2 separate regions of the Mus musculus genome follow, and region 2 is linked to region 1. The links are chromatin loops, found by intact Hi-C in ENCODE. Cell type or tissue: left cerebral cortex. All regions are shown on one strand. Links, peaks and the distances in the headings refer to the core of each region. The heading gives the core; the rest is flanking DNA. Region 1 overlaps Myom1 (myomesin 1). Region 2 overlaps Myom1 (myomesin 1).

Region 1 (12,733 bases), core at 1,753-9,752:
CAGGATACGGCATATGTTCTAGAAACTTCTTCTGGGGACTTGTTTCAGTGTGTTGTGCTCAGAGTGATTCTTACCGTGTAGGACATGCTTTGAGCAACAGTTTGACGCCAGCTGTTCTCACCCGCTCTGCTGCTTTCTTAGGCTAAGTGTCACTTTCAGTACCTTTTAGCTTTCATTCAACTTTCCTCTGGCTGCTTTAATGCTCTGGGATCATTATTTAAAGCTTGTTGTCTGGTGCACGAGGTTTTTGTTTTTTTTTTTTGTTTTTTTTTTTTTTTCCATACAGGGTTTCTCGGTGTAGCCCTGGCTGTCCTGGAACTCACTCTGTAGACCAGGCTGGCCTCGAACGCAGAGAGCCACCTGCCTCTGCCTCCCAAGTGCTGGGATTAAAGGCGTGTACCAAAACCCTCCCTGTGCTCAAGGGACACAAGGGCTCCCCCTGGAGCCTGGGACTGCAGCGTGGCTCCCACACTATCATTGCTGCCTCTAACTGGACTAAACTCTCCGAAGCTCTGCATGGAAACTGTCAAACTGGAACTCTATGTTCATCGAGGATATATTAAAGAACAAATGTTAAACAAAGACCTTTTCAGACACACAAAGGAAAGTTGATTGATAACCGGAAAATCCGAGCTAAGGGAAAGTTGAGAGATGTGCTTCTGCCGAAAGAAAATCTGGTCAGATAGAACTCTGGAATCTAGACACTGAAAAGAAAATAAAAGTGAAGGATGCAGTCGCACATGCTTGTGAGAGATCTTGTTTGAAATGAAGGAGAGGAGGATGAAGGAGAGATTAAAATGTGAGTAAACACAGAAACGTTCTTCAGGGGCTGGAGAGACGGTATCTCCTCCTCCACTGTTCTGAGACTGGAGAAATGGCTCCACGGTTAAGAACAGCAGCTGCTCCTTTAGAGGAGCAAGGTTTGGTTCTCAGCACACACAGAGTGGCTCTCAACCATGTCTAACTCCAGTTCCAGAGCATCCACTGCCCTCTCTGTCGGGGGTACCAGGCACACGCAGAGTGCACTTACATGAAGCAGGCAAAACACTCATACACAAAACAAAGATGAAGAGATCTTTAAAATGATGGGGTTTTAAAAAACAAAAAACAAATGAACGAAAAACCCTCTTTTCTAACTTTTAAAATCTCTCTGAAGAATCGATGACTACTTGAAGCCAATACAATATATTAACATTTATGATCTATACACAAATACAATGTATGACAATGGCAGCAAGGAATGGAAAAGGTAGGCTGATAATTAAGTATATCAAAAATGTCAAATGTTTAAGCTTAAAATAAAGAATGACATAATGTAGATGAGAGAGAATAATTAAAACATGTCCAAGTCCGAAGAAAAGAGAAAATGGGAAAAAGAAAACTGGTGTCACCAATAAACATATGATGACAGATTGAAATTCAGTCATGTCAAATTATCACACATGGGCCTGTGACATGGCTCAGCAGGTAAAGACTTCCTGCTAAGCCTCAGAGCCCATAGAAGAGCCAGGCAGGCACGGTGTCTGCCTGCTGTCCCAGTGCCTGGGACAGAGAGACACAGGATTCCCAGGGCAACCTTGAGAGATGTGCTAGCTAGAACCCGTGAGTTCTCACTACCATGAGACCCTGTCTCATTAGGTAGAGAACACCCAAGAAAGACACTCCACATGCCTGTGCATGTATGTGCACCTATGCACATACAAACATGAATGAACCACACACACACATACGCATATGCAATTAAGAATGTAAAGTGGAACTATCATTTTGGTAAACAGCAATTTCTTTGAAAATAAAACATGCACCTGCCACACGGCCCACCAATCTCTCTCCTAAGTAGTCACCCTAGAGAGGTGACAACCACATATCCATGCAAACACAGATGGCTCACGGAAACCTCTAGCAGGGTACAGATACGTTGGAATTGACTAATGGCTACATCTATATGATAAATCATAAAGTAAGTATGCTAGTGATAGGAAATAAAGATGAGTATGATCTTATTTATGCAAAATGTGGCCAATTCAAACTATGGTGTCAGGAAGCAGGACTGTGGTGAGAGGGAGGAGGGACCATGAAAGAACATGATAAGGTAGAAGTGCCAGGCATGTCATGATGATGTGCACACACATGAGGCTTATCAGATTGAACTCTGACATGTGCACAGTTCATCGTATAACAACTGCTTCGCAATATGTCGTATAAAATGAAACGTGATCCTTTGGGGCCTGGAAGTACAGCTCATAGGGTGAAGTATGTCCTTGGCCTGTCCATGGCCCTGGGTTCGAGCCTCAGCCCCCGCCACCCCACACCTCACCAATCTGCCTTCTCAGGATGTTCTTTCAAAAGCTTCATGGACAATAATATATTTTTATGAGCAAAGAAAGCTAAATCACACAGGCAACAGTGGCGTCTAGAGAGGACAGAGTTTTTACCTGTAGGCTCTTCTTCCGTGACAATGATCTGTCCAGTCCAGGGTGCTGAAGGATGACCTGAACGGACAAGTATAAAGGTCACATGTTCACAGATGTGCTGTTGTCTCTATGATAAACCAATAAACTGGCTGCATGAGTCAAATGGGTTGTAGTTCTCCTGTGTAAATTCCTAATGCGTCTTTATCAATGTGTGTAAAGTACTGGGTGAAGCATACCCCTCCCTGACAGTTTCTGGAGTCTCTCTGGACTGCGCTAAATTGTGCTCCCATATCTGCTCAATACACATCCCTTGAAGCAAACAGGCTTTCCCATGCCTTCTTCAGAGACAGCACATTTGGAAGAAACACCACTAGGACAGTCAGAAGCCTAACAGCTCTCTATCTATAGAGGAGGCAGGATCAGGCAGGAGAGCTGAGTGGGAGCAAGCCCTTCCTATTGTTTTTGAAAAGTATTGTCCATGGGAAGTCAGTCTGAATCCTTCCTGAGTGAGGAAGAAGGAAGAAAGAGTATAGAGGTAAACACCTCCTACTGGGTTGTCTCACCCAGCCTTAATATCAGGGGATGTGCCTAGTCTACTTACAGCATGCTGCGCCATGTTTCATCGATATCCCTGGGAAGCCTGCCCTTTTCTGAAGGTAAATAGAGGCTCTGAGTGAGAGGGAGGAAGCGGTGGGTGGGGGGTTAGGAGGAGAGGACAGAGGGGAAACTGTGATCGGTGTGTAATATACTAGAGAAGAATAAAAAAAATTTTAAAAGAAAATAAAAAGAAGGGGGTGGGCTCCATCTTGTGACCCTGAAAGCATGAAAAAAGAGAACAGCAGGTGGAAGAGAGGGCTAAGCAGGTAAAGGGGCTTGCTGCCAAGCCTGAGGACATGAGTTCAGTCCCAGGGACCCGCCTGGAAGAAGGAGAGAGAACTGGCTCCTGATAGTCGTTTGTCCTCTGGCTTCCACATGAACACTGTTGGCATGCACGCCCACATACATATATACACATAAACCCACACAGATAAGTAGGTAGATAGAAAGATAGATGATAGATGGATAGATAGATAGATCGATAGATAGATGATAGATGAGCAGATGGATAGATAGAGGATAGATAGATAAATGATAGAAGATAGATAGAGGATAAACATAAACAGCTAAATGATAGAAGATAAATAGACAGATAGATAGATAGACAGACAGATAGATGGTAGATGACTAGATAGATAGATAGTAGATGACTAGACAGGTGATAGGTAGACAATAGAAGATACATACATAAAAGATACATGCACACATAAATACACACATACATATATTCATACATACATACATACATACATACTTTAGGGAAGAAACAATGGCTCAATCTTGCCTTACTAGGGGGAATTTCCACCCAAGTCTGCACAGGAAACAGGAAGGCACAGAGATGACAGTGCTTGTTATTCATAAACATCTTGTTTTACAGGCATTCAGAAGGAGTAGAAGAAAGTGTGAGGTGGAACTGCCTAAGAGGAGTCTACAGGTGATGGTATCTTTCTTGGAGTTTTGTGATATCACTAGAAGGAACTGAGGCAAAGAATAGAACTTTATGTGCGGCATGGACCTGTAACCCCCCCACAAGGGTTAGCCCCTAGCCACTGGGGTATTTGGTAGCATCTGGAAACTTTCTGGATTAAAACAGGCAAATAATACCGTCACCGTGTCACAGGCAGAGACAAGGGCTATCTGTAAGCATCCCACATTCACATCCCTTCACAACTGCTGGCCCTGTGACGAGGGCCATTGGACAGAATGAAATGTTACTATCTAGTGATGCTTATGATGTTATTATAGACCCTAGTATTGGGAATGCCATACAGGTTCCCGTAGAAGGCAGAATTTATGTACATGGCTTTGGCATTCAGACTTGGAAGATAAATAGATGTAAATAGGTAAAATAATTATCTTTATAGGTTTTTATATTATATTTTAATTGTGTATCCCTGTGCACGTGTATGTCTTTGTATGTGAGGGTGCATGTGATTGCATATATACCACAGAGCACATATGGAGGTCAGGGTACACCTTGCAGGAGTCAGAACTCTCCTTCCACCACGGAGGTCCTGGGCATTGAACTCAGATAGGTCAGGCTTGGCAGCAGGCACCTTTACCGGCTGAGCTATCTTGACAGCCCAAGATTATTTTATATTACCTAAATGGAAACGCAATTTTTTTTTTAATCAACACAGAGACGCTCACAGGGGTTCAAGATTAGTGCTTTGATGAAGACGTCAAGGTCAAGAAATTCGCTTTGAACCGTAAATGCAGTTATATTCAGAATACACTAATAATGTGGATAAAAATGATCTTCGAGCTATTTGTCCCCATATTCATTCCACACCTCATGCTTATTATACAGATTGGCAAGGTACACTTTCCTGAGTAATGTTTTTAAAAAGATAAAATAAAATGAGGGTTTTAAAAAACACTCAAAAGAAATAATGAATCAAAAACAAATTATTTTTTATCCTCTTGGGCTCGCTCCAAACACGGGATTTTTCTGATTGGAAAAGGATTTCATATTCTTGTCTCCCTCTAGTGGAGAGGAGAGGAATTACTTGTAGTGACACCTACCACAGGTTTCTTGGTTTTGTTTTGGATTTTGGTGATGGGGGGGGTTGTTTGTTTTGGTTTGGTTTGGTTTGGTTTTGCTTTTGCTTTTCAAGAAAGATGCAGACAAATGAAAAGGACTTACTTTTTAGTCTAGCTTTCTCAGCTGGATCCAAAGCCGCCACAGGCTCAGAAACTCGGGATGGCAGGCCTATTCCAGTTTTATTCACAGCTCGGACTCTGAATATGTAGGAACGGCCTTCTATCAAGCCAGTGACTGGAAACCGAGCAAACTTCACAGGTGTGTCATTGCACTGAGACCAGGTATCTGTGCCCACCTCACACCTGAGGGAAAGGAGAATTAGCAGGATGTCAGGCAGACTACGACTAAGGTGAAAATTCACCCTCTCGCTTCAGATCTTCCCCGTGCCAAAACATGGAACTCCTGCCTGGCTTCCTAGTCCTAGACTTCAGACACTCAGTTCCTCTCAAGTTCAATGTGTCTTTTTAAATTTTTCTTTTAAAAAAAACTCAAGTATTTGTGTGTGTGTGTGTGTGTGTGTGAGTGTGTATATGTATGTCTGTGCCTGTATGTGTGACTGTGTGTGTGTGTGTGTGTGTGTGTGTGTGTGAGTGAGCGGAGTGTGTGACTGTGCATGTGTGTGTGTGTATGTGTGTGCGCACTAGTGCCACAAATTGTGTGTGGAAGTCAAAGGACAGCTTGAAGGAGGTTTTTCTTCCTCCGTCAGGTGGGGTATGGGCATCTGTCCACCTGTATTCACTACATCTCACCAGCCAGCAACTAGACATGTTTTAACATGAAGAACGAAGCCTCAGACCTTTCTAAACAAGCAGCTGATTTGTCTTGTGTGTCAAGAAGAGGAGTGAGAAAATCACGCAGGTATCAGAATCCTTTTTTTGTTTTTTAATGTGTATGAGTGTTTTGCACGTATGTGTACCTGTGCCCCACTTGTACACGGTGCCTGCCAAGAACAGATGGAGTTGGATCCCTTGGAACCGGAGTTGCAGGCAGGTGCGAGCTGCCATGTGGGTGGTGGGACTTGAACCCGGGTCCTCGGAAGCCAGTGCTTTGACCACTGAGCTGACTCTCCAGAATCTTTATTCAGGAGAGGTTTGGGAAAAAGATCCCTCATCCCTGCCCCACTGACACCTTTGACTCCACTGCCAGTCGTCTCTCTCTGTCTTCTTCAGGTGCTTTCTTGTAAAAGCAGAACTACTGTAGGATAAGTTGGGACCTAAAAAGATAACTGGACAGCTGGGCGTGATCACAACCCTGAGGCTAGTCTCGGCTCTACAGGGAGACTTTCCAAAAGGTGAGCCAACCATCCAAAACAGAAGGAAAAGCTATTTGTACTGCAGTTTGGCAAGCCGCTCACTGTTTTCCTACTTGGTGATCACTGTGTTCTGTGTGAGTACAAGGGTCAGGAGGTTATCGTAACGTTTTTGTTTCTTCTCTTTCCTCATCCTCCACTCTGTTCTCTCTCCCAAGCTGGTTTTGAACTCATGACCCTCGTGCCTCTACCTCCTAAGGACTGGGACTGCATATCCTGCCCGGCCATGTTTTTTTATTTTACAACGAGGCTCATGGTTTCCACGGGGAAATGGAGTGCTTTGGAAAACGCTTTCAGCTGCCTGCTAACGTAGCAGCTGGGACCCAAGAATGGAGTCAGAGAACTGCTCAGAAGATTGCAATAGTTCACATGACGGCATTGAGCCAATCAACACAGCTCCAGAGACAACCCTGGAGAGAACTGTGCAGCATTATAATACAGCAACTCCTTGTTCTTATTGCAAGTAGTACACAGTGCTTTTAGTTTAAAATGCATCCCCAATACAGCACTATGTTCAAAATGTATAATTCCCAACTAGTTCTCATGGGAGGGCAGTGCCAAAAAATTGGGATATGGCTGGGAAAGGGGGATCTCCCCTTCGTCACTATCATTTACATTCTTTGATATCGATAACGACTGCTTTATTTAACGTTATGTAAATTCCCATAAAATGTATTTGCAATTCATGTCTTCCATCCACTCTCCCTAAATGTCTGCTTTGTAGAGTTTCTGGAGTTGCTATGTGTGGGAAAATGGCAGGGAGCTGAGGAGACTACAGCAGTTATGCTAGAGGTGTCTCCCAAGGTCTGTCTGTCTGTCTGTTCAGACATTACCACTGTGACTCAGTGACACTAAAATATGCTTCTCAGCCTTCATTTGTGCAGGTGAAGGCATCATCTCTAGAAGCTTCTATAGCATGTTGGAGCAGAAAGAGCACTGGCCTACAGCTGAGCTGTGTTTGAATCCTAGCTCTGGGCTTTCTACCCATGTGACCTTAGGCAGGGTAACAGGGTATCTTTGCTGGCATGTGGCTTGGGCCAGCTCTTTCTTTCCTACCTGTAAAAGCAAGGCCTGTCCAGGATGGTCAAGGGCTAGTGGTAAGTACATGCAGTGTTTTGAACAGTGTTTAGCAAACAGTAGCTATTAGCCATGCCGTCATTTATCATGGCCAAGGCAAGAGAAGAACAGCATGCGTTGCTTACCCTGTCTATAAAGTGTGCAGATCCCTTGGCTGTTTGTCAAAGACAACAAAGCAGAGACTGACAGTACAAAAGAGTTTATGTAAGCCTCCACATTCACCGGAAGTAAGTGAGCTTCCATTCTATTTTACATCTACGGCTAAAATAGAACCGACTACAAACATTCCTCTGTCAGGTACTGAGCACAGTAAATAGAGTTGGGTTTTGGTTTTGTTTGTTTGTTTGTTTTACTTGTTGTTACAACTATGAGGTTTGATGCATTGATATAGAGCTGTCTCTAATTGTTTGCACAGCCCAAAGCAAAAAGAGCTGGAGCGACCACTCTAAGAAAAACTAAGTAGAGGATCACCTACTTGGGCCAATAGTTTGAATTCATTGCTTGTATTGTTCAAACACAGTAGATGTGTAAATGTGCAAAAATGACAACTCTTGGGATCCATCAGTTCTGAAGGCTATACTCAAGAAAGACTCTTGGGTAAGAGTGTAGCCCAACACTGGGAATTTTTGTTACTATTTCTTATGTTATATGGATAACTTGAAACCACATCATACAGTATAAGGAATTAATTTGTGCCCCTAAAGTCAGTACTTTTAAATGACTGTCATACCAGGAATGCAGTTGTTTAGTATATTGAATATCAGTTACTTCAATTCTACAGTGGCCTCTGCTGATAGGTTTACAATTTAACTATATTCTTGCCATGTTAGTGACTTGAGTTGATTGTCAAATCAAAAGGATTAATGTAAATAAGTAGGTACTAATACGTATGTAGTTATGTGTAGTATACATATATATTGCATACATTGTATATATTATACACACATCACATACATACATACATACACACACAGAGAGAAAGAGAGGTAGAGGAGGAAAAAGTCAGAGACAGCATTTCACTTAGAAATAACAGGAGGAAATCAAGCGCACATCTGGACACCTACAGAACTATGACTGAGGTTAGGCCAAGCACTAACTTATCGATAAAGTATCCCAGGATAGGGCTCCCTCCATCCACAGCTGGCTGCTTCCAAGAGATGATGATGTAATCCTTGTTAGCATCCAAAGACACCACATCCAAGGGTGCAGCTGGGGCTCCTTCGATCTCTGCATCAGCATCTGTAGAGACAGAGGGATCCCGTAAGCTGCTCAGCCAGGCTCTGCCAGCTCGGCAGACTGTGGTCACGGCGCACACATTTCCCACACGTCACAGTAGCTACGTAGTCGGCTTCACAGAGCAAGCTCCAAGTCTTATCATTTGTTCAGCAATATAACAAGGTATGCTTTCCACTTCTGGTGGAAGATCATTAGATGAGAGAATAAAGGGGGCTCTGAAAAGAACCCATGAACCTTTTCTTCTTGGTTCTCAAAATTTACCCCCCAAAATTAATAGGGAGATGTCAGCTAGGTGATTCATGCCAGAGAGTCCATTCTTAAGACATTGTTTGGCAATGGTACTCACCCAGGAGAAAACACTCCTCCCAACTGAACAATCTTTCCCTACGAGCTACACCTCTGCAACGCTTGTGAGTTACAAAGGTGTTTGATATGATGGCAGAAACCTTTGCAGACCTCTGGGTTTAATGTTAATAGGTTGGCGTTACTTGTGAAGAGCTCAGGTTACCTGGGTTTTGGACATTCTGTTTCATGACCTATAAACCATCAGGGCGTGTTCTCTGGGAAAATGTCTCCTGCAGACACACTAAATGAGAAGGACACCAACAAACCATGGCCAGGGCTGAACGTAGAACGTTTCCTGCATGCCAAGCAACAGGAAACGAGTGCTTTCCTGGGCACTCCCGTCTCTTCCCAGGCTTTGCAAGCAGGGCAGAGACAGAAGGAAGAGCAGAGCAAGAATGCAGTGGTGATGCTGATGCTGATGCTGATGCTGATGCTGATGCTGATGCTGATGCTGATGCTGATAAAGCCCAAGTACCAGAAGAGGCACTCAGAGGAGGTCTCTCTCTAGGGGAACAGCTAGCAACAACACAGAAACGTCCTTGTCTTAAAGGCCTATGACTCCACATACTGATGGAGTAATTCCCGTGTTAACAGAGCAGAGTCTAGTTAGCTGAGCAGCCGGCGATTCTGGGTTGTAATAGAAAGCAGGGGACAGGAGGTGTCCAGAGAGCCACAGACCAGCATTTCTATAACAAAGGGTGCAAGATGCCATTCAGGGGGTGAGCTTGAAGATCTATTAAGTTACTTAGGCATTCATCCGCATATGGCCACCTCTGGACCACACCTTCCATGTGCTGACCCTGAGGAAACATGTCCCAGAAAAGCCTGCCTCAAGGATACTAGCCTCTTCTTCATCAGCTGATGCTTCAACTCCAACTGACAAGCGCTCATTGTTCCAGGAAAGCAAAGGTTTCATTTTTGTGGCTTTTAATTCACAATACCACAAGAATAATCACAGTTTAGCTGTGTCTGGGGAATGGCGGCCCCACTGTCTGGTGATGATATTACTTCGTAAACAATCATGTCTTCTGTTTCCTGTATTATCTTCCACTTTTACTAACCTTGGGCATGGGTGTTTGTCAGAGTTGCTTTCCTAAGTTCATTTAACGCTCTTCTGGGTGCCCGTCCTGGCTAGTTTTATGTCTGCTTGATACAAGCTGGAGTCATTTGGGAAGAAGGACTCTGAATTAAGAAAATGCCTCTGCAAGATTTGCCAATAGGCAAGTCTGTGGTGCATTTTCTTAGCCTTGGGGATTGATGGGAGGGCCCAGGCCAATGTGGGTGCTGTCATCCTTGGGCTGGTGGTTCTATAAGGAAGCAGGCTGAGCAAGCCACAAGGAACAGGCCAGTAGCCAGCATTCCTCTGTGGCCTCTGCATCAGCCCCCCACTCCCTTGGGCTCTGACTCAGCTTCCCTCAGGGATGGATTTGTATGCTGTAAGACGAACTAAACTATGCGTTGCTTTTGGTCACAGTGCTTCATCGTAGCAATGCAGTGGTAAACTTTTAACAATAGTTAAAAGTATTGTTCCTGTTCTCAAGATGGGCAACACAGTGTGGGGAGTCTAGCATGGTGGGAATGTATTCTGAGGGGCGCTCTCAGTGTCCAGCTCCAGCAGCTCCTGTCCAGCTCCGGGCCACAGAGCCCACTAGCCAGCATTTATCCTCTTCAAAGCTTCTAGCTTTCTCTCTCTCTCTCTCAACTTCCAAATAGCCTAACTTCCTATGGGTTGATTAATCTGGTCAAAGATTAGCCTGTTACTCATTATGGCCTCAGACATAGGCTAATAATAATAATAATAACTTTTTTCAAAATGTTATCTTATTGTTTATATTTATTATAGAGGTAGTTCATGATTATCAAAGAGATGATAATCAAGAAGGTTAAAATCTCCTTTAAATCTGTAACTCAGAAATAATGGCTACTGACATACTGGCCTAAACTAAAAGATGAAAAAATATTTTGAGATGGGTCTTGCTAGAATTTATGGCTCAGGCTGACCTTGAACTGGGGATCATCCTGCCTTGGCCTGCTGAGCGCTAGGATTGTAGCTGTGTGCCAGCACGTCTAGCAAAAATGATAATGATTATTACTAGTCCAGGCTGGCCACAAACTCATATTTGATCTACTTGCATTTTCTTGTGTCCACTCTTATGTGGGTTATGGATATATGCAACCACATAAGAAATAAATCCTAAATATGATGATTTTTTAAATAACTTGGGTCATGGTGTTCATGCAAACTTCTTTTTCTTGATACATTTCAGGAAGTACAGATATACATCATTCGTTTTCACTGCTGCATAGTAGTTCTTTATGTGAAGCATGAACTTCTTATATTTATTCATATATATTTATACCTTTTTATTAAAATATATGTACAGATAAAGACATTTTAATTTAGTACTCTCATTGGTAAGCAACTCTGGTTTTATGTCATATTTGTCTTCATCTTTGTCCATTTTGTCCTGGAACTGGAGAAGTAGGACTGTGTGCTTTAAATACATAGTTGTAAAACATCCTCAGAGACTTTGAACCAGTTCATAATCACAGCCTCGTATAGGAGGACCGGCTTCTGCGTCCCCCTGCCCTGGTAGAGTTGTTTTTATTATGTGTATTATATGTGTGTGTGTGTACATGTGTATATGCATAGGCATGTGTATGTGCACGCATGTATGTCGACCAGAGTTCAAGGAGTGATGTCTTCCTCAGTTGCCTTGCTCTTTGAGACAGTCTCTCACTAAACCAGGAGTTTGTAGAGTCAGCTAAACTGCTGGGGTCCACCTGTCTCTGAAGCTAGAGTTCCAGGGGTCCCCCTGCCTCTGCCCAGCCCTACACCCTCCAGTGCTGAGTTTATAGAGTGTGCTATTGCAGCTGGCTTTTACACGGGGGCTGGGGGCTTAATGTGTGTGTGGCAGGCACTGAGCTCTCTCCAGCCCCCACAAGGGAGTTGTAAATCATATTATCTTTTCAGTATGGCAGGTAAAAAGGGTCATTTGTCTGCAATTTATGCAAAAACTGAATGCTACAGTTGCTAATGACACTTTCCGTGCACTTGTTTGCCTGCCCCCTCTCTCCTTCCCACCTCCCTCCCTCCTTCCCTGTTTCCCCGCCCCCCCAGTGTGTGTGTGTGTGTGTGTGTGTGTGTGTGTGTGTGTGTGTGTGTGTAAAACAGATGTTGACATTAAGTATCTCTGATGGGCTCAGCACACTTCTGCTGTGCCACTCTGCTGTTCATGTGTGGCCCAGGCTGGCCTTGAACTCCTGATCCTCCTGCCTCTGCCTCCTTCAGCAAATCCTACCAGTAATTCACCACCACATGTGTGAAGTCCCAGGTTCATTCCCCAGCATCTCCAAGCAGCCATAAATTCACTCCACCCCGTGCCCCACCTCCCCTCCGCCCCCAGAGCCCCCAGGGACTATACCACCAACCAAAGAGTACACGCAGTGGGACTCATGGCTCCAGCTGCATATGTAGCAGAGGATGGCTTTATCTGGCACCAATGGGAGGGGGCCCTTGGTCCTGTGAAGGCTCAATGCCCCAGCATAAGAGAATGCTAGGGACATTGGGGCGAGAGTGGGTGGGTGGGTGAGGGAACACCCTCATAGAAACAGTGGGAGGGGGCATGGGATAAGGGGTTTGCAGAAGGGAAACCAGGAAAGGGGATAACATGGGAAGTGTAAATAAACAAAATAACCAATAAAAATTTT
Region 2 (12,733 bases), core at 2,905-10,904, 55 kb before region 1:
CCCATTCCATCTTCCTCATTTTCTTCAGCTCCCTGGGCCCTGCCAAACCTGTGCTGTGGCAGAGGCGCTTGGCCCAAATGCATCCTAAATAAAATATTTCCCGGCGTGTTGAAGCTCTTCTGAGACGCTGGCATTTGGGGCTGCAGTTTTACTTTGCCTGATTAAGAAAATGTAAGACTCTCGTGTGCAACTCTAAGGAGTACTGTAGAGGCTTCTGTTTAAGATTGTTCCATTCAATGGGGAGTGTTGTATACCCACCACCATGGTCGATATATTTTCCTCACCACAAGCTCTCGATGCTGTGCTCTCAAAGCCCCGTGAACCACCCCAGCCTCTCAACCTCGTTCCTTTTTAAAAATATATATCTTTTATTTTTGAGATTATAATATAATTGCTGAGATTATAACTTTATCATTCCCCCTCCCTCTCCTCCTCTGAACCTTCCCACACTCCCCTCCTTGCTCTTTCAAATTCATGGCCTCTTTTTTTTCATTAATTGTTGTTATATAAATATATGTATACATGCACACACACACATACATACGTATATATCCCTACATACAACAAATACAATGTTACTTGTATATGTGATTTCAGGACTGAATATTTGGTATTGGATAACCAGTTGGTTTTTTCTTCCCTGGGGAAGACTGTTTCTCTGGCTCTCAGCATTTCTAGCTGGGCCTCCTGGTCCTCTCCCTGTCCACTTTGGCAAGCCCATTGCTGTCTTTGTTCAGCTCACATTGGGGTGGGTGGGGTCAGTTCCTGATGTTAGTAGGAGACACAGTTGCACATAAACTCCCCATCCCCTGGCTCTTACTATCGATCCTTCTGCCCCCTCTTCTGCCTGATTCCCAGGCCTGGGGTATGGGAGCTGTGTTATAGATGAATTCACTGGGACTGAGTTCCACAGCTTTGTGTTTTGATTGTCAACACTGTTCTCAACCTCCAGCAGCCACTCCTCAATTTTCCATTCATAAGACATTGTCATTTCAAAATGTTATATAAACATGGTCTACAGTAAGCAAACTTCCCAAGCTGCTGCTTTGCCTGCACACAATTCCCTGCAGATCCACCTGCTGCTGAATCAGCCTCCTGGCTCTTTGCTGCTGACGAATGTGCCAGTATATGTGTGTGTCCCTGAGGGTCATGTGTACCGTTTCCAGTTTGGGGCGGTCATGAACAAAGTTACTATGACTAGAGCACAGGCTTTTCCATTTCTCTAGGGTAAATGCCCAGGGTTCAGTTGCTGGGCTGTATGATAAATATATGATTCATTTTTCTCCCTAGAATTTGCCAGGCTCTTTTGCTAAAAGCTGATGTAATTTTGGCTTACATCCCGCCAACAGCACATAAGTAATCCAGTCTCCCCACACCCTTCCTGCATTTGCCACTGTGCATTTCTGTTGTGTGTCACTTATCACTGGAGTTGAGGCGGGTTCATTGTAGTTCATGGTCTCTTTACCCACTCTCCATGGCTAGGGCTAAACGACATATTCTTGATTAGGAACGAAGTTGGCATTACTCAGAAAGGAGTGTTCTTTTAGATATCTTCCCAATAGATCTTACGTGATCACTTACTGCCTCTTCTGTGGGAGCACAGCTGGGTAGCTTACAGAACTTCCTTACATCTCATCATTAGTTAGCAAGTTTTAGAGACAGGCTGTGTAGCTCAAGCTTGACCTGGGATTCTCTCGCTTATAATGCTGGGTTTATAAGCATGTGCTGCCATGCTAGTTTAAATTAGCATTTTTACTGAACTACTCTCCATTTAAGAACGAGAAAAGTACAAGCTAGAGAAATGGCTCTGAGGGTAAAGATGCTTGCTGCCAAACTGGGTGACCCGAGTTCAATCCCCGAGTAACACACTGTGGAAGGAGTGACCCAAAACCTGTAAGTGCCGCTCTGACTTCCACACACGTACTATAGCACGTCCTCCAATAAAGGAATGCATGCGTGTATAATTTTTAAATGAGTCAAATCATTATCATTAAATATACCCGAACAGACCGGGTTCAGGTTTGGGAATCTGGGGATTACTTGGGGTAAAATGTAATTAAGTCAAACTGAAACTGCAAACATTGTAGGCAGGCATTGTGGAAGACGAGCATCCATCCTTGAGAGCTGAGCTGTGAACTGGAGTACTTTCCCATACATTCTCCCCTAATTGTCACTACTGCCCAGTGAGTTCACCCTCGTGGAGTGAGGAGAGCAGAGGAGACAGTTTAACAACAGAAACTGCTCTCAGAGGTTGAGCTGAAAGTCGACTATGGTATTTTCTACCTACAAAGAAATGTATTGCACAGAATCTACAGCCTTGCTTTGATACAGAAGCTCTGCCTGGCTTCCCACCCCCACCGCTGCAGCCACTGCTCTTCTGGGTAGGAAAAGGTTTTATTTCACTACGGGTCTCTCTGGACTCGCAAGATGTATATTAAACCTATTTTGATTGATGTGGGGTCTGGCTATGTAGCCAAAGGTGGCCTTGAGCTCTAGATTTCCCCATTGAGTCCTTAGATTACAGGCAAGGACCATTCTGCCCGGTTTACAGGTCAGAGAGCACAGCCATTGCCTCTCGGATGGAAGAAGCCAGGAAATACCAGTTTAGCATCAAATGGAGAGATTGGATTTCATCAGGGATGGAGCTAATAAAAACTCACGGGCCAGGCAGCATGTTTCCCTGTAACCACAAGATAGCATGGCACCTTCCAGTATGCTGGAATAATTTCTTTCTTCTGTGGTTACATGCTTAAGAGCTAACGCTTTCAGGTTCGTTTTCAAACAGCCTAGTGGCTCCTGATGGTTTAAAAACATGACTCTAGAGAAATGGCCTAAATCCAGGCTCACAAGATAAACTTTCATCTTGATGCTGGCCTGACAAGGAACTATGACAGGAATGCTGATCTTTTAACCCTGTATTTGGTGATTCTGGTCAAGTGCAGGCCCAAGGAAATAAGACAGAGATGGTGGGGTACAAAAGGAAGGACTATGGTGTAGGGGGTGAACCTTTCCCCATGTGGACACAGGACAATACTCACCTTGCCCTCTTGAATGGTGACAACATCAGGGAGACCACCTAACACCCGGGCCCGATCTGCAAGCACAGGAATTTCTGGTTAATCTCTGCAATGAAGAGAGCCAATGACCATGCCTCAAAATGCTTAATGACACAAACCTCCAACATTATTCTTTCCTGTCCTGGTGGTTATTTCATACTGCTTTCAACATGCAAAATGAGAAATGACTCAGCAGCTCTGGGGTTTTTTGTTTGTTTGTTTGTTTTGCTTTGTTTTTTGAGACAGGGTTTCTCTGTATAGCCCTGGCTGTCCTGGAACTCACTTTTTAGACCAGGCTGGCCTCGAACTCAGAAATCCGCCTGCCTCTGCCTCCCAAGTGCTGGGATTAAAGGCGTGCACCACCACGCCCACCCGGCAGCGGTTCTGGTTTTAATCCTTCTTTACTTACTGTGCACACGCACAGGTGCCTGAAGCTGTACCTATAGCACCAGCTTAGAACTACCTTGTCACATAAAGACCTGCTGTATGATTTTCATGGTTATATCCAGCTCTAGCCCTTGTGTAGTTCAGCAGGTGTAAGCTCAGGAAAGCACAACAAATCTTAATGTAGTGGCTCTGAGCAGGCCATGGCCTCGGTATGGTTTCCCTATGATGAATACAGTTGCATACTAGAAGGGCTATAATCTGGGAGCTCTGGGGGGCTGTGCAGTTGTGGGTCTCCTCTGAGGTTCTCCTTAAATAGCTCCCTTTTCTTGGTTCTTGGTAGTGCTGGGCCAGTCTATCTGAGGCTGAGTATATCAATAATAGGAGAATAGAGGTGCTGAACTCTAGGGCTGGACACACACACATGTTCTGGGTATGACTGTCTCGATACCTGATGAAGGAGCCCTTCTCTAACACACTCCAAGGCTTCCTCTCTGGCAGAACACCATGGCTCCCAGCCTTATTTCATTTTGTGACTCTTCAATCTTGTTTGCCCAATGTCAAAAAGACAGTGTTTCAGACTCCTATATTATTCATTGGGCCTAATTTTCTTCTGACACACTGTACCTACAAGTGACTAATATCTATCATATGGTTTGTAACCAAGGGATTTTTTTTTACAATGTCTGCAGGGGATAAGAACCAGATGTTATAATTGAGACCTTCCTATAGACACAAGACTAAAGTGAAGACATATGTAGATCATCTATAATTTATAAAAGAAAGGAGACAAAACCCATTTTCTATTTTGAGACAGGCTCTCAGTACATAGCCTTGACTGTCCTGAATCTCCCTCTACAGACCGAGCTCAGAGCCTCTCCATTAAGATTTGTTGTTCTCTCGAAGTCAGAGATCTGCCTGCCTCTGTCTCTCAAGCGCTGAGATTAAAGGCTTACACTACCAAGCCTGGCAAGAAAAGAATCCATTGTCATCTGTGGATGTGCCAGGAAATGAGACTGGTGCTGAGTTTGCCTCTGTGATAAGTATGAGGTAGTTACTCACTTTTTTCAGCAATGGCAGCTTGTCTGTGGTTGAGAGAGACAAAGAAGAGTTGTGTTAGTATCATTTCAAGTAGTCTCTCTCTTCCCCTGTGTGTGTCTGTCTGTCTGTCTCTCCCTCCCTCCCCCTCCCCCCCCCCCCCCCCGCCCCGACACACTTAAACACACCCAGGCATTTGTCAGTGCAGGCTTGGCAAAGCTGCTCTCCCAATTGGAAATCTGCTCTGAGTTCCATGAGGAGCTGCATTGAAACCAGGCTGCATTTAATACACAGAGGAGAGAGGGGGAAAGTCAGTCCCCGCTCTGCTCTGCTCCCGAGAGAGCTGGCAGCTCGACTAACAGTGTCAAGTGGGCTCTTCCTGCGCTTGCTGAAACAAAAAACTTTCTGATGCTCAGATAGGCCAGTGGAACACAGGGTTCCAGGAATAGAACTTGAGTAGAAATGGCCCTTGCCAGGAAGGGAAACTTACTTTAACCTCTGGAATTCAGCAAAGGCCTCATCAAATGCTTTAAAAGAAAAAAATGGAGAGAAAGAAAGAAAGAAAGAAAGAAAGAAAGGAAGAAAGAAAGAAAGGAAGGAAGGAAGGAAGAAAGGAAGAAAGTTAGTTAGTTAAAACTTTATCAGTCAGAATTGATAACACAAAGTTAAAGTCACAAGGTTAGGTCACTGACCACCTTTCCATGAGACTGCCTATGGCTTCACATAAAGCTCTCAACAAGACAGATAAGGACTTTCTGTGTAGGGAGTATAAAGTAGTAGGTTTTAGATGTTTTCATTTCAGCAAGGAGCCTTCAACCTTAAACAAAAAAGTTAGCTAACAGTCCCAGTAAAAGTCTTTCAAACAAAGGTGTGTTGTCTAAACATCCTTGCAAGGAAAAAAAAAAAAAAAACAAAACCCAAAAAAACCCAAAAACCTTTTCTTATTAAATTAGCCCTCCTAGGCTCCTGGCTAGATGGCTCAAATGTGTTCATGTTAGGTTTTCTGCTCTGTTTAGGCAGGAGAGCACACTGAATCAGAGTTATCACGCTGTATGCCAACACTGGCCTGAAATCCAGTGCTCTCCATTACAGAACACAGACTGTTGTTTGTTATTATAATTTTTTAAATACAATTTTGTTACCATAGAAAACCATAGGTGTCACTAAGGCACTGCTCACACGCGTACTGGTGGGCCTTGTTCATGGTCCTCCCCATCCTCTGTCCCTCCTCCCTCCTCTCACTGAGCACTGTTTCTCAGTCTGATCTCCCTCCTCTCACTGAAGCAGTATTTCTCAAGCCACAATGGAACAAAAATGGAGGCGACTGAGATAAGAAAACAAGCCTCACAGGGTTCTAAAATAATCTTATCCCCGTGACTTCAGGGTGAGACACTTGACTGAAGTTCATGAAAAAAGGCAAGTTTGTTTAGAAATCCTTGTATTTCATTTCCCACCCCTTTTGTAGCCCAAGAAACACACACACACTCATGCACACAAACATACACATACATGCACACACACACTCATGCATACAAACATACACACATGCTCACACACACACACACACTCATGCACACAAACATACACACACATACACACTCATGCACACATATACACACATGCACACACGTGCTCTCACACACACATGGATATGATTTATTTTCATGTGAGTTGAAGGTATGTCTTGACTTGTGTGGAGGGATCGGGACACAACTTTCAGGAGCCAGTTCTCACTAGCTGCTCAGTGAGGCAGGGTCTCCTTTCTGCAGCTGCTCAGCTTACTGGGACTGGCTTGCCTTGAGTGTCTTGATAATTCTCCTGTCTCCACCCCCATCCCTATGGCAGGGTAGAAGTAGAGATTGCAGATGTGCACCATCACATCCAGCTTTCCATGTGGGCCTCGAGAACCAGCTTCAGGCCACCAGACCCTCACACCCACGGTGCCATCTCCCCAGCCAAGAATCCTACTTATATCTAGAGAGTATGGATTTAACTGGGTTGCACTAATCCACACCCCTACACACACACACACACACACACACACACACACACACACACACTCTCTCTCTCTCTCTCTCTCTCTTTACATATGGAAGAATAAGGATAAAGTCAGGCCTTGTTTTTTCTCCTCTGAAAACTGACTGAGCTTCAGGTTGAACACAGGGTGATAACACAAAACTATTTCTGGTCCACACACCACACTGAGAAAAAGAATGTATGGTCAAACTAATGTGTTTGGTGGCTATGGCAACCTGGTGAGAAGATCCACAGCCTTTGTCTTATGAGGGCTTAAAGTGGGGTAGTTGCCTAAGCTTTGTTGTTAAAAATAGTCTTTGAAATGTTTTAAATCTACCCGCCCACCTGCGGCTTCCCCTGTCTATTGTATTGCCCACAGTCAGATGAACGGTGGGAGAGATCCACAGCGCTGCTTGTACAATGTGGGTCAGAAGGCCCTGCCTGTCTGCTGCACCTTCTCCTGTGACTACAGATCCTTCATTGAGTCTTTGTGGGTATATGGGTAGGGATTGGGTGAGAGTAGGGGATTCAGAGAAAACACACACACACACACACACACACACACACACACACACACACACACACACAACACGCGCGCACGCCCTCATTGCATGCTTAGAAAACTCTTGTCTAAATTGTGAATCTATTCTGAGGTTGAAAAACACGAAGAGTATGATACTCCAAGACTGCATCTTAGTGCACAAGGGCATGAGTCAGATTTAGCCTGTGGTGGCTTTCATCTCAAGGGTTTTATTCTTTCAGAAAGAACAGAGGGGAGAATACAGCCAGAGGACAGGGAGAAACAGCATGCTGATATTAGCTGCTCACTTAACTCTCTCAGTTTTATTCAGTAGTTGTCCACCACCTTGGGTCACTGCTTGTTGCCAGTCATATACTTGTTCCTCTTTTTACCCCCCTTTATCTCCAGAACCTCCCCCATCCCTGCCCCTGCGCCAGGCCCGGTCTCTCAGCAGGGAACTAAGACATCTGGGACCCTCAGTTGCGGTCTCTCCAGCTTCCTCCTGTCCTGCTCAGCATTTCCTCCTTTCCTTTGCTTCTTCTCATCCACTCCTCTCTAGTTTTGGACAGAGAAGTCCTTTGTCACTTCATAGGTGACCATTTGCCTTCTGCCCTTGCTCTCTCACCGACCACTTCCTGGAGCTTGGGTAGGTCACTGATCCCCTTCATAGCCAGCTTTCCACTCAAGCAACGGTTTCCTGGACTGGATGGATATGCTCAGATCTCCACCCCTGTGCACAGTTCCTTTCCCCTCTTTGCTCTTAAGGATGTGATCATGAGTCAGCTGACCTCTTCTAAAACTCTTCCCGTGAAGAGTCGTGCCTTCTCTCCACGTTTGCCGTCTCCACCTGCTTTTTACGGTTGTCTGTCCCCTAAGTTTTCCACAATTAAGACTGCCTTGCCAAGAAATCACCATTAATAAAATGCACTGGAGGCCATTATGTTAGCCTAGCCCACACTAGTCCTCAGCTGACCAGATCTAAGTAGAGCGGCGTCACTCACATAAGGTGACATATAATTAAACTTAAAAACAAGACCGGCTCCAAAAAAAAACGGATTGGGACTCAGAGTAACCAATCAGAACAGACCCACTCAAACACCAACTCCTCTGACATCCCCCGTGTAACAACCTCATTTCACTTTTGTCCATTCTATAGTAAATGTGAGTAAGTACATTTACCTTGTCCAGAGAGATCCACCGTCTTCTGGTGTCCAGTCTTGCCGTCAAAGAGCTCCATCACGTATTTCCCTTTATCATTCGGAGTGGGCTCGTTGATCTGCAGCCAGATCTGCTCCCCAGTCACGCCACTCTTGACTCTGTCTGTGTACTTAATCCCCGTCCCACTGTTAGGGCGAAGAGAGTGTCATCAGTGCTTCCTTCTGTGGACAGCTCATCTTCCCTCTGCTTTTACTAGGTGACATACCATAAACTTTCACAGGCTTTCAGAAAGCATGAGACCTGCTGCCTAAGCCATCCCACTTCGGGGTAATTATAGGCCCAGAAGCCCACCATTTGGATTCCAGGGACCAAGAACTAACTGATAGCCCAAACATCTACTAACTCTTTACAGTAGACTGAATATCAATTTCAAGACCAGTCTTTCTCAAGGATGCTGACTATCTTCAGGTTTGCTTGGGTTTGTTTCCAGGATTAAGAGACTCTTTAAAGATGGAAGACCAAACTAAGTACTATTTTCCTGCATATTTAACACAAATACTCTATGGCCAAACTTGATTAGTAAAAGAGCACACTGACCGGGGGGACTCCTGACATATGTCGCTCCGGAGCTATTAAAGAGTACGTAAATATGCACTTGGGAGTAGAGTCAAATGTGAATGAAAAGCAGAGTGGCTGGCAACAGAGTGAGGCATGTGCTACGACCGTGTATGAAATCAGAAGGAAACACAGCCCTTTCACTGTGAGCGGACCCTGATGACACATAAAAACATGATGGTTACAGAGAAAACAGAGCACAGCCGAACAGTCTCCTCATACTGTCAAGAGGTGCGTCATGAAGATTTTGTGAGACTGTGAAGAAATTTTAAAAAGCAGCATAGGGGCAATGAATGGTGCAGAGGTAAAGCTGTGTGTGGCCAAGCCTGGCAACTGGAGTGAATCCCTTAAAGCTCACGTGGTCAGGAAAGAACTGACTCCTACGAACTGTCCTCTGATCTCCACATGTGCTATGGGATGTGCTCACACACACACACATATACACACACACTAAATGCAATACATTTTTAAAGCAGTATAAAAAATTGACAGATATGTACATATATAAAATAATTATAGAAGGAGAAAAATTATAAGAAAGTACCTTAAATGTACATAAAGGGGCTAACCAAACTACTGATGATATCATATTATAAATGCTTCTAGACACACAACTTTAAACCCAATAAGGACATAGAGGCAAGCAGATCTCTGAGTTCAAGGCTACTGTCTACAGAGTAAGTTCCAGGACAGCCAAGGAGACAGAGAAACTCTGTCTTCAAATCCCTCACCAAAAAATTTTTCTATTTCATAGTATCTACATATGTATTTTCCAAAAACGCATGTAGGAAGTTTATAGCTTAAATACAATTTCAATATGAACTTAAAAAAACAAAATATTTTTACCTAAAAATATTTAGCTTCTAATTAATATTTAGTGTTTTTCTAATAATACTAAATGCTATGAGGTATTGCACATTTAATGACATATCTTTAAATTTATTAGCAATTGAGATGCCATAAAAGTAGGGTAAAGAAACACATCTGTATCCTGTAGTTTTTAGCCTGAATAATAGCTTTTTCTTAGAGAGTGGGACAGGAAGACAGACCTCTGCTTTGCTTGAATTATTTAGTCTTTGGCTGGCTTTCACAATGGCGCCTTCTATATGCTAAGTGCTTCGGACACAATGGATCATATTGTTCTTATTTTACATGAGAAAAATAAAATTCATAGAATTTAATGATTTGCCAAAGAAGATAAAACAAAGTCAAGGCTAACTCCTACCTAAAGGTGTGTTTGTTCTTCTCAGTATGCCTCCAACTTACAAAAACAAAACAAAACAAAAAAACCCCACAGTAGTATAATTCTCAAGCCCTGAGCTTTGTGTGGGCACAAAAGTATAAGACAAACTCATGTAAATGAGACTAACACTGTAGGAAGCGCAGGCCTTGCTACTCTAGTGACAAGTTTCTTAAAATATTTTCTCAATGCACTCATTAAAAAAAACTAATTATGGTTTTAAAAGACTTATTTTAATTATGTACATGTGTTTTGTGGGGAAAGGTTATGTACACCTGAGTGCAGTTGCTCGTAGAAGCCAGAGATGTGAGATCCTCTGTAGCTGGAGTTATAGATGTTTGTGAACCATTTAACATGGGTCCTGGAAATAGAACTCAGGTCTTCTAGAAGGTCATTGTGTGCTCTTAACTAGCGAGCACTTTCCCTAGTCCTTGAATAAATGGTTCTTTTCCAAAGGACATAACTTTACAATACTACATTTATGTATTTAATTATTACTGTGTGTGTACATGTGTGTGCATGTGTGTATGTGTGTGCATGAGTGTATGTATGTTTGTGCGTGTGTGTGCATGTGTGTGTATATGAGTGTGTGCATGTGTGTATATATGTGCATGCATGAGTGTATGCATGTGCATTTGTGTGCATGTGTGTCCATGTATATGCATGTGTGTATATATGTGCATGCATAAGTGTGTGCATGAGTGTATGCATGTGTGTGTGCATGTGCCTGTGTGGTGTGCCGCAGTGCATATGTGGAGGCCAGACAACAATTTGTTATTCAGTTCTTTCCTTCCACTTCCATCTGGGATAGAACTCACGTCCAAGTGCCTTTACCCACTAAGCCACCTCGCTGGCTCCAAGGCTCAGCACTGTGATAGATGATCCAGCTAATTCTGCTCCCTTCATTCTTCACACTGATATATTATAGTGTCCTGGGTGTCACAGAGGAATGTCCTAGGATTTGATCTATTTTAAATTTTAATTACTTCTCTGTACTATTTTCAGGGGGGAAAAAAAAGAGTACAAAGGGCCAAAGACACAGTGTTCCACACGGGCATTTTTCTATTTAATTCTAGAACTCAGCAAATGCCCAAGAGCTCCATCAGATGCCAGTCTGCATGTTAGTAAACGCTAGCGAACGCTCTGTGGGGCCTGGCTCTGGGTAACTGTTTGACTTACCCTGTTCTTTTTCCCTTTCTGCTTTGTGGTGCCAGGGATTGAACTTAGCCTTGTGTATGCTGGGCAAGTGCTCTACCTCTGAGCTACACTGACACATGGTTTAGTTGGGTAGTGCTGGGCTTATTGTTTTGGTTTTACTCACTTGTTTTGAGACAGGTTTTGCTCTGTAGTATGAGTTGCTCTCAAACTTTTAATCCTCTTATCTCCTTAGAACTGGGATTACAGATGTGCACCTGTAATCCACCATCCTCCGCATCACGTGACTTCTGACATTGTTTTTTGAGGCAAGCACTTGCTATTCAGTCCAGCTGGCTGGAAGTTCCCTAAGTTGCCCACATCGGCCTTGAACTCACAACTCTTCTGCTTCAATTTTCTAAATACTGTTATTAGAGCTGTGTGCCACCATGCCTTATGTTATCATTAGGTCTCAAACTGAAGACAAATGGCAAACTGAAGTGTCTGATTACCATATCAAAGCAGACACTGGCTGCCAATCTCTCTCAGCATCAAGAATACCTGCTACAGTGTCCTGGCTCTTCTTAGCCCTTCTTACCCTGCCCTGTACCCTAAACTCTGCAGTCTAGGGGCTTTCCTTCCCAGCCTCTGACCCGTTTGTGTGTGTGTGTGTGCATGTATGTACCTCACATATATATATGACAATCCTCAGTGTGTGTTTATATCATAAAGAGACAGAGGTGTATTTAAATCAGATTAAAAATATCTTCCCAAACTACCTTTCTTTTCTATGTGGCCTGGCTGGCCTAGAACTTACTGTGTAGACCAGGCTGGCCTCAAACTCAAAAAGAACTGTCTGCCTCTGTCCTCCAAGTACTGGGATTGAAGGCAAGCACCGCCACACATGGCCTGCTTATAATGTCTTCTTTTTAATAGATATTTTCTTTATTTACATTTCAAATGTTATCCCCTTTCCTGGTTTCCTCTCCGAAAACCCTCTATCCCATCCCCCCTCTCCCTGCTCACCAACCCACCCACTCCTGCTTCCTGTCTTGGCATTCTCCTACACGGGGGCATAGAGCCTTCCCAGGACCATGGGCCTCTCCTCCCATTGATGCTCAACAAGGCCATCCTCTGCTGCATATGCAGCTGGAGCCATGGGTCCCTCCATGTGTACTCTTTGGTTGGTGGTTTAGTCCCTGGGAGCTCTGGGGGTACTGGTTGGTTCATATTGTTGTTCCTCCTTACAGTGAAAACTTCCCAAATCTTTTTCTATAGCTTTTTGGAATATGCAATGTATTATAGCTAGTCATAGTCACAAGCAGCAAAGACTCTTTGTTATATTCTGTACCCTAGTAACCAATGGTCCGCCTCTTCTCCCCCACATTTGAAACTTTCCATGCATGGGGGTGGGGGTGGGGGGAAGCACAGCCATCAGTAGTTCACTTAGCTATGTGCCCACAACCAAGTCACCTTCCCAAGATTGAGCTTTCTCTCCCCTGAAGAGAAGAGTGCCTACTTCACAGAGCTATATAGCTACAAAAGACCCCACGTGTTGACTGGTTGGTAGCA

What was found. A loop is a pair of places that touch in the nucleus more often than their neighbours do. Peaks named below come from ENCODE experiments on the same cell type or tissue, not always from the same donor. Only the 100,000 strongest peaks of a DNase experiment are listed, where the experiment ranks them.
Region 2: it touches region 1 in a loop (2.0-fold over the local background); 2 of 42 quality-filtered maps call a loop at or near these places.

Annotation. Positions count from the first base shown.
Region 1 is chr17:71,057,072-71,069,804 of GRCm38, reverse strand. It overlaps Myom1 (myomesin 1), which reads right to left. Exons shown (of 37, transcript NM_001083934.1): 11 at 8,539-8,680; 12 at 5,158-5,357; 13 at 2,436-2,492. Among named protein-coding and RNA genes, the nearest start is that of Myom1, 44 kb to the right of the region's middle. In left cerebral cortex, for the core only: a CTCF peak has its summit at 5,002 (motif pointing left); a DNase peak (open chromatin) is centred at 5,003.
Region 2 is chr17:71,112,918-71,125,650 of GRCm38, reverse strand. It overlaps Myom1 (myomesin 1), which reads right to left. Exons shown (of 37, transcript NM_001083934.1): 33 at 8,194-8,357; 34 at 4,969-5,005; 35 at 4,503-4,525; 36 at 3,039-3,094. Among named protein-coding and RNA genes, the nearest start is that of Lpin2, 64 kb to the left of the region's middle. In left cerebral cortex, for the core only: no CTCF peak of the experiment used is centred there; DNase peaks (open chromatin) are centred at 4,764, 6,404, 6,841 and 7,489.